2 separate regions of the Mus musculus genome follow, and region 2 is linked to region 1. The links are chromatin contacts, found by Hi-C or POLR2A ChIA-PET in ENCODE. All regions are on one chromosome and are shown on one strand. The core of a region is the stretch at or near the end of the contact, and the rest is flanking DNA. Distances in the headings are between cores, read along the strand shown.

Evidence for each region. Hi-C counts contacts between places; a loop is a spot of excess contacts on that map. ChIA-PET counts read pairs that join two places held with the same protein, here RNA polymerase II (POLR2A).
Region 2: a map of gastrocnemius shows a loop between it and region 1 (2.4-fold over the local background). The contact joins the enhancer-like site here to the promoter of Prkag2 in region 1. A Hi-C loop is called at or near these places in 19 of 37 maps with a recorded cell type or tissue (CH12.LX, Patski, T-helper 17 cell and 5 more). POLR2A ChIA-PET finds 5 or more read pairs at or near these places in 1 of 5 experiments (Patski).

Annotation. Positions count from the first base shown.
Region 1 is chr5:25,095,329-25,102,028 of GRCm38, reverse strand. It overlaps Prkag2 (protein kinase, AMP-activated, gamma 2 non-catalytic subunit), which reads left to right and starts at 1,387. Exons shown (of 16, transcript NM_145401.2): 1 at 1,387-2,018. The coding sequence starts at 1,905. Gm42232 (a long non-coding RNA gene) reads left to right here and starts at 2,026. Exons shown (of 2, transcript XR_880887.2): 1 at 2,026-2,176; 2 at 3,917-4,282. 2900005J15Rik (RIKEN cDNA 2900005J15 gene) reads right to left here and starts at 1,054. Exons shown (of 1, transcript NR_027851.1): 1 at 1-1,054.
Region 2 is chr5:25,024,291-25,030,685 of GRCm38, reverse strand. Prkag2 (protein kinase, AMP-activated, gamma 2 non-catalytic subunit) reads left to right here. Exons shown (of 16, transcript NM_145401.2): 2 at 2,150-2,221. Among named protein-coding and RNA genes, the nearest start is that of 1500035N22Rik, 42 kb to the right of the region's middle. Within about 2 kb of position 5,030, at least 1 of the 3 ENCODE cell types and tissues checked has a DNase peak (open chromatin) inside an H3K27ac peak, as active enhancers do; it is heart, where a contact is called at or near this core.

The DNA of each region.
Region 1 (6,700 bases), core at 138-2,637:
AGAACCTTCAGAGGACTCTCCAGAAGCTGCTTAGGGATACTGGTTGGGGGCTCTGGGGAGGAGGTGTACTTCATTCTTGTTTTGAAAGTGTGGTAGCAGGATGTATACAAACTTACCTGATGAACCAAGGATCGCCCCCTTCCCCCCAGCTGTAGGGTTTTACCTAATTTGCAGGAACTTGGCTGGTACCGTGGAAATCCAGGGGATTGCTGGACCCAGCAATGGGTTTCTCATGGGACAGACAGGTCCTTTACTAAATCATGGTCTTAAAGTGGTAACCACATCCTCTACGGTGGGAGAGCAGGAAGAGGAGTAAAGGCCATCTCCTTACCCGTGTCATGTCTTCGTCAAAGGAACCCCTATCACGTTTATGCTATAGGTACTGTCCGTGTATTACTGTTTACAGGGAGCAGGTGGGCTGATGTTAGCTTCAAAGAGCTGGAGTGATCACTGGGGTCAGCCGGTATTCAATTCTGAGCAGGAGAGGAAGCACGCCCCTCACTCAGACCAGAAGCCAAGGTCCTGCTGCCTGGGAGGAACACCAGGGCCCTGAGCAGCCCGCAGTACCAGATCTGCAGCCAGTGGCTCTGAAGATCCGGGAGCACGTGGCGTGTTCGCCCTGGTTTCAGGCTCCGACGCACCCATTTCCTCTCGTGGTTTTAGGACTTCAGCATTTACTGAGACCAGAGCGCCTTTGCCAAAGATCAAGGTTTGTTGCGCAATCTTTGATGAATCTGAAAAGAACCAAGTTGTGGAGAAAAGCCTGCACTCACCACGCCACAGGCCGCTCTGGACAGGATGGGGTTCCCTACGCCGCAGGGGGGCGGCGTTGCGAGAAGCGAGTGCGGTCACCCGAACCACTTTGACCCGGGGCTTCAATCGTGGCGTGGTCGGGCTGCGGGTGTGTGTTTCCGGGGGCTGGACCTAAACAGAGACACAGCAAAACCAGATGGATCAGAATCAGCTCCTGGCGAGTCCGGAGCTGGCCTACCTTGAGACAGAGAGTGCACGGCGACCACCCGGGGGCAGCGTGGGCCGCGTGGAGTGGGACAGTGGCGCCGCACGCCGCGCACTTCCTGTTCAACGCGCGCGCCGCCTGCCACCGCCCAGCGCTCCCAGAGCCTACGTTGGTGCCAGACCCGGCCCCCACAGTTCCCCGGGTCCCGGGGGCCGCGGCTCAGAGGCCGCCCGGGGCGGGCGCCCTGCCCTATTCTCCCCTAGGGGCTGGGGCGCGCCCTTCGGCCCGCAGAACCCAGCCAGCCGCCGCCACAGTTTATTCCTGCGGCCACGCGCCAGCCCAATTGCGACGAGTCTTCGCCTTTGCACCTCCTCTTCCCCCTCTGCCCTCCCTCTCGCCCAAAGAGGAGGCCCTCCGGGTCCCAGGCTCCCTGTCGCTTTATTGTGCGGCCCAGGGTTATGCATTTCTCTACCAAGTGTCTCTGGCCACCGTTTCCATCGAGGCACAGACACGAGAAGGCTGTTTTCCAAATTGCTGTTGTTAATTGCACCTGCCTGGCCGACTACCTCTGGGAATTTGTGGGAGGAGCCGAGAGGTGGAAAATGTTGCTTCGCTTTGCAGAAGGAGGAAAACTTTATCACCCAGCACAAGACTTCTGCCACGCGTAACCAAAAGTAGCACGGGCCGAGACTCTGCACCCAATGATTCCGTAGGAGAAAGAGGACGCTCCAACCCGGCATTCCGCGGACTGCCAGCCCCTCGGGTGGAGCCCCGCGTGTTACCTGCGCCACCCGCCCTCCCCGCGGAAGTCCCCACGAGGTGTTTTCAGGGTGGGAGGACAGTCATAAAAAGCGCGTGGCTCCAGTGTAACGGCAGCAGTCCTGGGAGGCAGCGAGGGGACCGAACCCCGGGGACGAGGCACCGGAATTAACTTCTAGCTAAAGTTATGGGAAGCGCAGCCATGGACACCAAGAAGAAGAAAGAGGTTTCCAGCCCGGGCGGGAGCAGTGGCAAAAAGAACCCTAGCCTGAAGAGGCGGTCACTGCGAGTGCACATTCCGGTGAGTCCCATCCCTGGAGCTCCAGACTCCCGCGGCGCCTAGGCGGTTAACAAGGGACACTCTGCGCGCGCCGTCCTGTCCCTCCTGTCCCTTCGGGAGGCTGGGGAGGGGGAGGGGCAGGGCCCAAGCTGGGCCGCAGAGCCCGAGATTGGATCTTGGTCCGTACTATAGTGGAGCTATGGGATTGTCTAGGACAGAGGCAAGGGTGTCTGCTGGGAAGCGAGTACGAGAAGCGCGCTCCCGGGTGCGCAAAGCCTGGTGGCGGACTGGGCGTAGCCCTGGATCGGGCCGGTGCGGGTGCTGGGGAGGGGGGTGGTGAGTTGTGTTGTTTTGTTGAAAAGGACCTCTTGTGAAGTGCGGGGAAGCGTGAGTTGAGGAGCCGCCGCCGCCACCGGGGACTGAGGAAAGGAGTGGTGGGTGGGAATATCGCGGGGTGCCACGGTGAGGCAGCACCCCCAAATAGCTCTCCCTCCACACCAATTTCAGGATGCATGTGAGTCGCGGCTGGAGCCCTTTGCAGTGATTCCCGTGGTTTGACTCCAGGAATATTTTGTGCCTCGTGGAATTTGGGGGCTTGAGGTTTTCTCGGCTTACTATACAGGGCTATTGCTAACTTCAGCCCAGAATACCCTGCCACCTTGGTTGGACTCTGGTGACATTGACTTAAACAGCCGGAGGGAGCAGCATGCAGAATAGCTTGCTCAGTGCTGAGCATCAGTCTGGTTTGCCCTAGCTGGTAGCCCAAGGGCACTTGTTCTCCTCTCTGTAGAGGGGGATCAATTCTCAGGAGGTGTACCCCAGCCTTTAGCTTTACCCAAAGGGAAACCCCACTTGGCTACATCCTGGCAGCGACCAAGCAAGCAATGGTTTTTACAAATGAACATGCTAAGCAGTGTGGGACAGCTCCATGAGCCCCACCTGCCAGTGATACCTGGTGGCATCTACACTGAACCCTGCACAGCATGGGCAGCACCGCTTGCCAGCACTACCCTGAAGAATGAGTACTAGGCTTTTCCCATTGCTTGTCCCAAGCCTTTCCTTTTAGATTCAGGGCCCCTATCTTCATTTAATTCCAGTCCAGGAATGTGGTACTGAGTGGAGTCTTGGGGCTTGGAGCCCCACACACAGCTAATGGGGGTACTTTGGGGAGCAATTTAAAGTTGGGCATCTGGACAATTCATGAGTCCCACGGTGACCTAAACATATAGGGATATGAATTTTATTTGAGAAAATACTTATTACATTGCCTATGTAAGACATTTTAAAACTATTGAAATAGAAAGTTAGACATTGCTGCTAAGATCCGTTTCACGGTGACCTTTTGAGCTGCCCTTTAACCACTGAGCTTGTCCTGTTTGTCTCAAAAAATGGTGCCAATTTGTCCACCTTTTGGAGAGGTTGAAATAAAGTAGTAAACGGAAAAGCTCCTTACAGTGTAAAACGCTGTGCTCTCATGGTTATCACATGGGTGTCAGAGTGCAAGGAAGAGATCTAGTCTGGGCTAGATAACAAATAGGTCTCAATATAAACAAACAAACAAACAAATGGCAGCTGGGTGAGGAGAAAAGATGGGATGGCAGGGGAGAGAAAATAGTGCCCTCGGAATAAGCTGCCGTGAATGGAGTCCAAATGGAGCAGCCGCCCCCACTCGTGTGTGCTTGCCTTCGAGTGGTAATGTGTAAGGCTGTATAGGGCAAAGTCCAGCAGCAGCTAAGGGACTGACAGGCCACTCTGCATGCTGAAAACCAGCGTCCAAGCTGGGGCACTCAGACATGTTTTTGGTGTGGCCCGGCCTTTACTAAAAGCAGTTTTCACTCCACTGTCACCCAGCTGTTCACCATGTGACCTGTGCCTGTGTTCTCATTCTCTCTTGTGCATGTGTTTGCTGATGTGACCAGAGGCTCCTATCATCTACCCACTAATGGTGACCTATTGATTACTGTGCCAGGAGAGGCTGTGAAAATGGGCACTTAAGGTTCAGTGCTTAGCAGACAAACCCAGGACATAAGGTGACAGGTCAGTTCCACAACAGCTGCATGTGGGGACCAGAGTGACAACCATGGCAGAACCACTTCAGACACAGAGGACATGCGCTTCTGAATCCAGCAGAAGACAGTGTCTCATGGAGGGAAGGGAATGTTCTCAGACCAGATCAGCAGGACTTTGAAGGAATTGGATTTCAAACAACATACAATTTTCTTTCTTAAATATGTCCCATGCCCTGTTTGGAATACACTCACAATAAACTGGTCTATTGCTATGCAGATCCCTGTTTAACTGGGTAACCTTTGTTTCCTTAGACAACCCTGGCTTGAAGGTCAGGCTCTGGCCAGGCACAGAGGTATCTAGTACTTCCAACCCGATACTCTGGTATCAGAGGCAGAGTGAATTCTGTAAGTTCTCCTTAGTGAATTAATTCCAGGCCAACCAAAACTCAGGGATTGCTCTCAGAGACGAAGGAGCTGCAGCAGAGATCCTGTCCCTTGTGTGCAAACCTGACCCAAGTCTTCCACAGCCTTGTGGGGCGCTTCCTTGTGGGGGGCTTTGGGCTCGTGTCTTTCTTCCTGTCTGAAAGATTCTGCCCGGCTTTGGCAGCTGGTTCGGCTGAATGTGAGGCACCTGGAGTACAGGGATAGACCCTGTGTTGGTGACGTTGGATCTGAAACAGTAGCTGAGACCTTGAATCTGATCCAACTGGGCATGGTGTGGGCTTTTGAAACCTCAAAGCCCATCCCCAGTGATAGATCTCTGTAAACTCCCCTCCTAATCTCTTCTACGTAGTTGCACTAACTGGGGAATTTTTGGTATTTAGATATTTGAGCCCATGAGGTATCTGAACCACCACAGTGCGGGAAGGACAGACTTCCACCAAGTAAGGTGTCACTGGGGAGACAGTTCTGATGCATCGGTACAGAAACATCCCAGGAGAACCCAGCAGGGGCCATTGCTTCACTTGTTAATATATCTTCATGGCCTGTCTGGCTTCAAGAACGTTCTTCCTTACTTCTTTGCTAATGCTGTTTAATAACTTAAACTATTCTCTAGGACCTAAGTTCTTGTCTTGGCGCCTTTTTCCGGGTTTTAACTGAGAAGCTATTAAAATACGAGGAGCAAAAACTCACGAGAAGTAGCCAGACGTGCCAGCAAGATGAAGTGCTTTGGTAGAAAGGGGCCAGAGCCTGAGGCCCACAGTGAGGGAAGGTGGTTGGGGGATGCCCTAAGAGAGCTAGAAGGGCCAGAGTAGGATCTTGTGTGACATCGAAGCTGCCAGGGAGGTTGGGTTCTTGACCTAGTAGGCACTGGTGACAACACACATGTCCCCAGCCCTCTTGGGAGAGGAGCTCGTAAAATAATTCACTGTCACTGGAGACAGACTAAAAATAGAGCCCAGGGCAGCTGGCCAGTCAGAAGGTTGTGGTGGCACAACTGGGCTCGAGTGAGCCCATTGCTCAAGACACTGCCTGTAACCTGCTGTGTGTGTGGCTTGCAGGGGAGTCTCACCCAGCTTGACGCCTCAGGACCCCCTGTGCTGGTGATGGGCCTGTGACCACACTCTCAGTAGAGTATGGGGCTGGAGGACCAAATGAAAGCATTCTCTGTCCCTCTCACCACCGAAGTACCCTGAGCTGGAGTCTGGAGGAGACATTCAGCTTCGACCTTGACTGAGACTGGTTTGAACATTTCGTACGTGCTCTTTGATGGCAAGGTATGGTTCTTGAACCAGTTTCGGTATAATAGTACCATCTGACGTGCTTTTAAAATATCCAGTCCTAGGTGTCAGTCTAAACCTACTGATCTGCAATGTCTGAGACGAGACCCATAATTTTGTGATTCATTAAGTTCTTCACGGAATTGTTATGCCTCCTGGGTTTCAAAGGAATTTGGTGTCTAGCTTCCATTTCTTCTGTTCTCATGTCATTGGTTCTGCCTGTTATCTGTTTTTCTGTCCTTCCTTCCTTCCTTCTTTCCTTCCTTCCTTCCTTCCTTTCTTCCATCCATCCATCCATCCATCCATCTATTGACCATTCACTACTGTACCAACTGGTTTTATGTCAGCTTGACACAAGCTAGAGTCATCATAGAGGAGGGAGCCTCAATTGAGAAAATGCCTCCATAATGCCCAGCTATAAGGCATTTCCTTGATTAGTGGTCAGTGGGGGTGGGGTGGGGTGGAGAACCCAGCTCTTTGTGGGCCTGGCTTCTATAAGAAAGCAGACTGAACAAGCCACGTAGAGCAAGCCAGTAAGCAGCATCCCTCCATGGCTTCTGCATCAGCTCTTGCCTTCACAGTCCATCCCTGTCTAAGTCCCTGTCTTAACTTCCTTCTATGATGAACAGGGATATGGAAATGTAGGCCACATAAACCCTTTCCTCTCTAGCTTGCTTTTGCTCATGGTGTTTCATCATAACAATAAAAACCCTGAGACAGCCACCTGCCATCTATCTAATCTATTCAAATATCCATGTAACAATTATCCAGTTACTTACCATTTACCTATCCATACATCCATTTATCTGTCATCTAATTAACCTGTCCAAATAATATTCAAGTATCTATGCATCTCACATATAATATATGCTATATATTATATGTACAATATATATTCATATTCTCCATCCATCAGTCATGTGCCCATCTATCTCTATCCATACATCCTATCTTTCATAAATCATCACACAGC
Region 2 (6,395 bases), core at 3,781-6,280, 75 kb after region 1:
CTTTAGCTTAATGTGGTCTCAGCTCTGATAAAGTCAACTCGAATCTGTTGTCCATCAGTCTACCCATCTGTCTGTCTGGAACTAGTTCTGTAGTTTGCCTCTGTCACCCCTGTGACCAGCAAGTATCTCACACCTCATTTCTGCAGCATGACTCAACTCTGACTCTGTGGCCTGGCTGGGCTTGCAAACGCTGGGCTCTGACTGGGTTTGTATCTGACCCAGCGTCTTTCTCTGCCTCCCTCTGCATCCTTATCAGCCTCCCCCTTCTGCTTTTCCTCAAGGCCTCTTTGGAACTCCTTGAACTCTGTTGGCCTCCTGAACCCTTCAGAGGCTTTCTGTCACCTACACTATATGTACACACAGATGTATTTACTGTGTGATTTGGAATGTGTGAACTGAGAGCTAATATTAGCAGTTAAGGTTGGAATAAATGAACCTTGTGTGTGTTTGCCTCCGCCAACTATGTAGGAAAATAGGGACTAAGGACAAACTAGCCGAGGAAACTCTGTAGCTAGTGAATGAGTTGTTATTCAGTAATGTGGACTTTGTAGGAAAACATGATCATGTCTGCCTGTTTCTGACATAGCACAGTCATGACAGTTATAGTGGTGGAGGTAAAATCACATGAGTAACTTAGCAGCCACTGAATTATTTACAGAGGGTTAGCTTGAGGATGGGGATAGCTTAGTGGTACAACGCTTGCTTAGCATGTGTAAAACCCTGGGTTCATGCCGGCACCACACACACACACACACTCACACACACACACACACACACACAGAGAGAGAGAGAGAGAGAGAGAGAGAGAGAGAGAGAGAGAGCAGATGATAATTCTTATTGTTTATATTTTATTCCAATTATTTTTTGATAAACAACAATGGTGTGTTAAGGATGACGACTTTTATAGTCTCCAGGGTGGCCAGGTGGTCCCATCTGGTGTGCAGGCGTCTTCCAAGGCCAGTTGTGGGGCACAGGAAGAGCAGGGCTGGAGAGTCAGAGCAAAGCATCTGCCTTATTTCTGACTCGGTGACAAGCTACCCACTCCTCCCCATTCTGTTTTAGTCCCCTGTGGCAGTTAGTGTTAACTGTCAATTTGACTGGATCTTGATTAGATTAATTAAGGACCCATCTTAACTCTGTGCAGACCATTCCCTGGGTGGGTATTCTGAACTGGGTCTAAAATTATGAAAGTGAGTTGAGCAGAAACTTGCATCTTGTGACCTCTGGTCCTGATTATGGGTGTGAGGGACCAGCTGCTTCAAGCTCCTGCTGTCTCGGCTTCCCTGGTAGACTGTACCCAAATTGTGAGCCAAGAGAAGTGCCTTCTCCATACAGGTGCTTTGATCTGGGCATCTAATCCCAGCAATAGGAAAAGAAGCCAATGCAAGCCCTCCCCATCATCTCCACCTCTGCCATCAAGCTTTATCTATTGCTCCAGCACCACCCTCCACAAGTGTGGTCATCTTTACAGAAGACACACTTCCTTGGACCATTCAAAGAGGCCTCAGGTTTCAAGTCAGGAGGAAAAGTCCCATCTACCAGCCATTGCCCAGTCATCCCCAGAGCCAGTGCTTTCACCCTGCCTGCCTTGACCCCGGATCTTTCCATTCCCTTGGCTTGTGGCTTTGCCTAATGTCTTCCTTGCTGGGGGTGTGAGTGGCTGCTGTTGGACATTTGGCTTGACGTTCTGAAAGGGAATGGAGATATAGGTGAGCATCCCCATGTTGCGGGAGTTGTTAGGGCTGGTGGCTGGGCCTGGCATCCCTACCTAGGCTCACACTTCGTATACCAGCTGAATAGACAAGCCATAGTGGAAAGCAGGAAAGTCTTCGTTCAGTGTGCCATGTTACAAAGAGGAACAAGGGGGCTCAGTGGTCCCCTTACCCTCTAAGGCCGTCTTCTGAGCCTTGGCAGGAGACTCAAGATTTCAATACAGGGCCAGAGGTTCAAGTCTCAGTTCCACTGTTTCCATAGTCTGGTAGCCAGAGGGAGGGACACAGCGTCTCTGTAGACCACTTCATTCCTCCCAGTATCCTTACAAGTGTGTGGACCCTAGGAGGCCTGTCAGAGAGGGAGGTGGGTCCCTCCCAGAGCATGCACACGTGCCCCGTGGGCCATGGCTTTGACTGTGTGCTCTCTTACCCCCCAGGACCTGAGTTCCTTTGCCATGCCGCTCCTGGATGGAGATGTGGAGAATTCAGAAAAGCATTCATCTCGGAAGGTAAGACCTCCCTTTGCAAAGCTTCTCACGACCCCACCTGAGAAGCCCCCAAAGCAGGCAGAGTCCGAGACACCCTTCCAAGTTTACGTGTTTGGGGCTCACACCAGCATGTGGGGTGGCTGTGGCTGAGCCAGCCTGAGCCAGTGCCCCTCACAGGGTGATTAATGCCTCCTGTGTTGCTGGCTGCTTCAAGGCTATTAGCCATACAGGGCCAGGCAAAGAGTCAGGTTGTGGCAGGTGAGGGGTCACAGTGGCCATCAGAGGGGGTCAAGGCAGCCTGCAGGTTTCCCCTGCAGTTGGGAAGTGGCATCCTAGCAACCACTGACCCAAGTGCAAAAATTTTGGTGGGTAGGGGGTGCAGCATCTCAGAGTGGCTGCCCAGCGCTCTCCAGCCTGGATTAGGGTAGGAGTTCCCATCCTGGAAAAAGGGAGTCTATTCTCATTTGATGCCCAGCATTTGAATCGCATACAATTGAATCAACAAATTGGTTTAGACCCATGAGGCTCACTTGGCAGTCAGTCCCCTGCCCTGCCCTGCCCTACCCAAACAACCTTATTAGCAGTTATTGTGACCCAGCCAGAAAGACCGTCATTAAATGGCCTGGGGCCTGGGCTGGCAGGCGCCATCAAGCTCAGAGACTGCAGTGTAGCCAGGTCAAGTCCTCTGGTCCTCTGCCCTGTTGTGCTCCACGTAGTCATTCCTGCATGGGAAAACCACTGGAACCAAGGCTGTGGCAGAGGTGCTCCAAGGGAGTTGGGGATCTCCCTGGTGGCCCCAGAAGTCCAGAGAGAGGCTGTAGTGAGCACTGACAGTCAGCTGAGAGGGAAAGACAATGGAAGTCATCTCACCTTCCTGCATTTGCTCAGAAATAGCCCAACCCATCCTCTGTGCCTCGTGCAGGAGGGTCGGTGACCAGGAGGAGTGGCTCATACAGTGACAGCAGCATCAGATGCTATAGATGACCAGGGACCACGGGGCAGTGGTGGCGCACGCCTTTAATCCCAGCACTCGGGAGGCAGAGGCAGGCGGATCTCTGAGTTCGAGGCCAGTCTGGTCTACAAAGTGAGTTCCAAGACAGCCAGGGCTACACAGAGAAACCCTGTCTCAGAAAACCAAAAAAGAAAAAAGAAAAAAAAAGAAGAAGAAGAAGAGTACGACGACAAAGACGACCAGGGACCGTAGAACACACTCCTCTCCCACATCAGCAATCTCTAGATGCAGCTTGGGGCCAGGGCCTCTCCTGAGCAGCTCTGTGTGATGGGAAGAGGTGCTGGGGTCAGGAGCTAGGAGTTCCCATGGGTATTGCAGCCTGGTGCTCAACCCATAGAGCACCTGCTCCTGGGCCACTGTCTCTCAGCCCTCAGGAACCTCTTGTGTGGGTGACAGCAAGAGGGAGACAGGGAGGTGACAGGCATCTACAACATTGTCTCTTTTGCCTTAGAAAGGCATGCCTCTGCCCTTGCTCCGTTCTTCACAACATGGAACTTGTGGAAACATCTGAGGGACCTTCTGTTAGATTTCTACATATGTCTGGCCCTTTCTGAGGATGTGATGGAAGAGGCCCAAGGTGGATTAGGGATGCTACTGGGCTTTCACGGCAGAAGGGTGTGAACAAGGGAGCAGGTAGACCAGAAGAGGACAGACAGGGCAGTGAGGTCTGTCCTCGGGAACCACATTGGATGAATGAGGCAGTCCATGTGAGGGTCACGAGTCACATCCGCTTGTGCAGGTATGGGTGGCTGTGGAGCTGAGCAGAGAACTCAGTGTTCAAGACACGTTTCCTTAAGTCAGCTTACATATAAGCCAGCCTCGTCGTCTCGTGGGGCTGATGTTCTTCTTCGCTAGCCCTGCTCCTCGGCTTTTCCTAAGGTAGCACACTCGCACGTACTGTGTTTAGCTGCCGAAACTCCATCATCATGATGAAAGCACAACACTGCCTCCCTCCCTCGTGACTGATTTGCAGCTGAGCTGGACCTGAGTACAGGCTGCTCAGTGCTATGGAGTGTGTCCCCACTGTACCCTTAATGTCCTGAACTTCAGGCTTGGGGGACTGAGTATCCTAAACAGGACACATCCCACACCCCAGTGCTCTTAACTACCTAAGGGGCTGTCTGAGAACATCATCGATAGGAAAATGGGACTCCCGTGTCTCCTCTCTACACACTCTGTCTCCTGTCCTCCAGTTCTTTGTCATAATAACTGTCTCTGCCTAGCACTCTGGTCAGCTGATGGTGTGACTCTAGTATATAGCTAATGAGTCAGAACTAACCAAAGAGAGTCAATGTTGCTCGCCACCTCGGGCTGGCCAGCCACACTGCAGGAGCTGATCAGAGGGGTCTGTGGAATGGCCTGCAGATGCCCAGCAAACAACTCTGCGATCCCTGACCAACAATCCTCCCATCCCTAGCCGTCTCCACGTGGCCGTAGACAAGACAGTCTCTCTCTGAACGTGCCTTCTCACATACCAACCAGGGCCAGGAGTTGTGCCTGCCAGAAGGATCAAGGATTAGATGACATCACCGAGGAGCAGGCGCAGAGGGTGCAGGAAGGGCGGTCAGCACAAGCAGGACTGAGACTCCGAGAAGAGGAACACCCACGTACCGCTCGCTTGCTCTCAGGGAGTGTCCCCTGGGAGAGGCTGCAGACATGGCTTGATTTCTGCCCACTGCTGGCTGAGAACTGATCTCAGATCCTCTGGAGATGAGCCCACAGCAGAGCCCTGGGAACTTAGTGCAGCAGCTCCCACTTCTGTCTCTTCCAGCCGGAGGCGCTGGACTCAACACTGGATTCCAAGGCTGGCGCTTATGTCCCCGGCTTTTGGATTTCCCAGCTGCCTTCCTGGCTCCTTTGACCCCTGTTCTCTGCTTCTATCTTCAAGAGCATGGATACCCTGTCTTGCCAAACCCTCATGGTCAGTCCTGAAGCCAGCCCCCACTGGGCTCCTTCCTCCCACTGCCTCCTCTTCTCTTTTGTGGAAAAACAAGCTCAGATAAGACCAGAGCAGGGGCTGTCCCTAGTCTCAGCTTCCTGACAAACATGGAATGTTCCCTCTGGGAAACTCTGCCTTCCAGGGCCCAAGTGCCTACTCTCCATTAGCTCCTAAGAAGCAGGCATACAGTTGGGAGGGAGGCTCACCCATACACAGAGAGAGAGTCATCCAGCTATGTTGATCAGAGTATCAGTTTGCTTCGACTAGCCTAATAGCCTGGTGCCTAGGCATCCCTAGTGGCTCTAAAGGCGCCCATGGTCTGCTGTTTCCTGCCAGCCTTATCCAGGAAACAGGCAGGGAAGGGTTCCATCTTCAGGGACAGGTCTCTGTAGGAGAGTTCAGGCAGGGCCCAGCATCCTATGTTCTTTGGCTATTTTTAGGAGAAGAAAGTAGAAGGTCTGTTTTCTGGGGTTCCCTTTTCTAACTCCTAGGGCCTGCAATTCTGAATATAGAATGGGTTCTCAGTCAGTGGGGTCTCAGGGGCTCCTTGCCAATCAAAAAAGATTCAGGTCTTTTATGGCATTTAGCTCCACTCTTTGTATGAGTTTCTGAGTAAACTGTGTGTTAGCCCTCTGTATCTGAGACCTGGCTCCTTCTCCAGTCCCACTCCAGAATGCCTCCTCTACCTTGCCCACCTTCCTGCCCACCAGACTCCAGGTCTTCCCTGATCTAGGGTCCTGTGAGAGGTGGGCTTGTTGTCCTGGCATCCCTTCATCTGCTTCCCCCCTGGTCTGTGGTCTTCTGGGGCCACTGCTTCCCTGTCTGCCTTTGTCTTCTTGCACTTGCCTGGGACATCTCTTCATCAGAGCAAGCTATATGGCATAGAGGAGTGCTGTGGGCCAGTCTTCAGGGACTCTAAAGGTGACTGCCTCTAACTTGCCTTGACTCTTTGATCCCATGAACATTTCTGTAATGATACTAGAGGTGCGCAGTGTCTGGGTTAAAGCTGCAGGCCTTGAGGTCAGAGCACTCAGGAGATTTCTGCTCCCAGCCAGCACCTTTTGCCATCAAACATGGTGGCATCCTGAGCTGAAGAATGGTGAACCTCACATACACCTGACAGCTGGTGCCTTCCTAGCTCTGGAGCCATGTTGGTCCCCCACAGTCAGGGATCAGGTCCCGGTACCATGTATAGCTCTCATAACCGAGCCATTCCTGAAACTCGGCCTTCCTTCTCTTCCAGA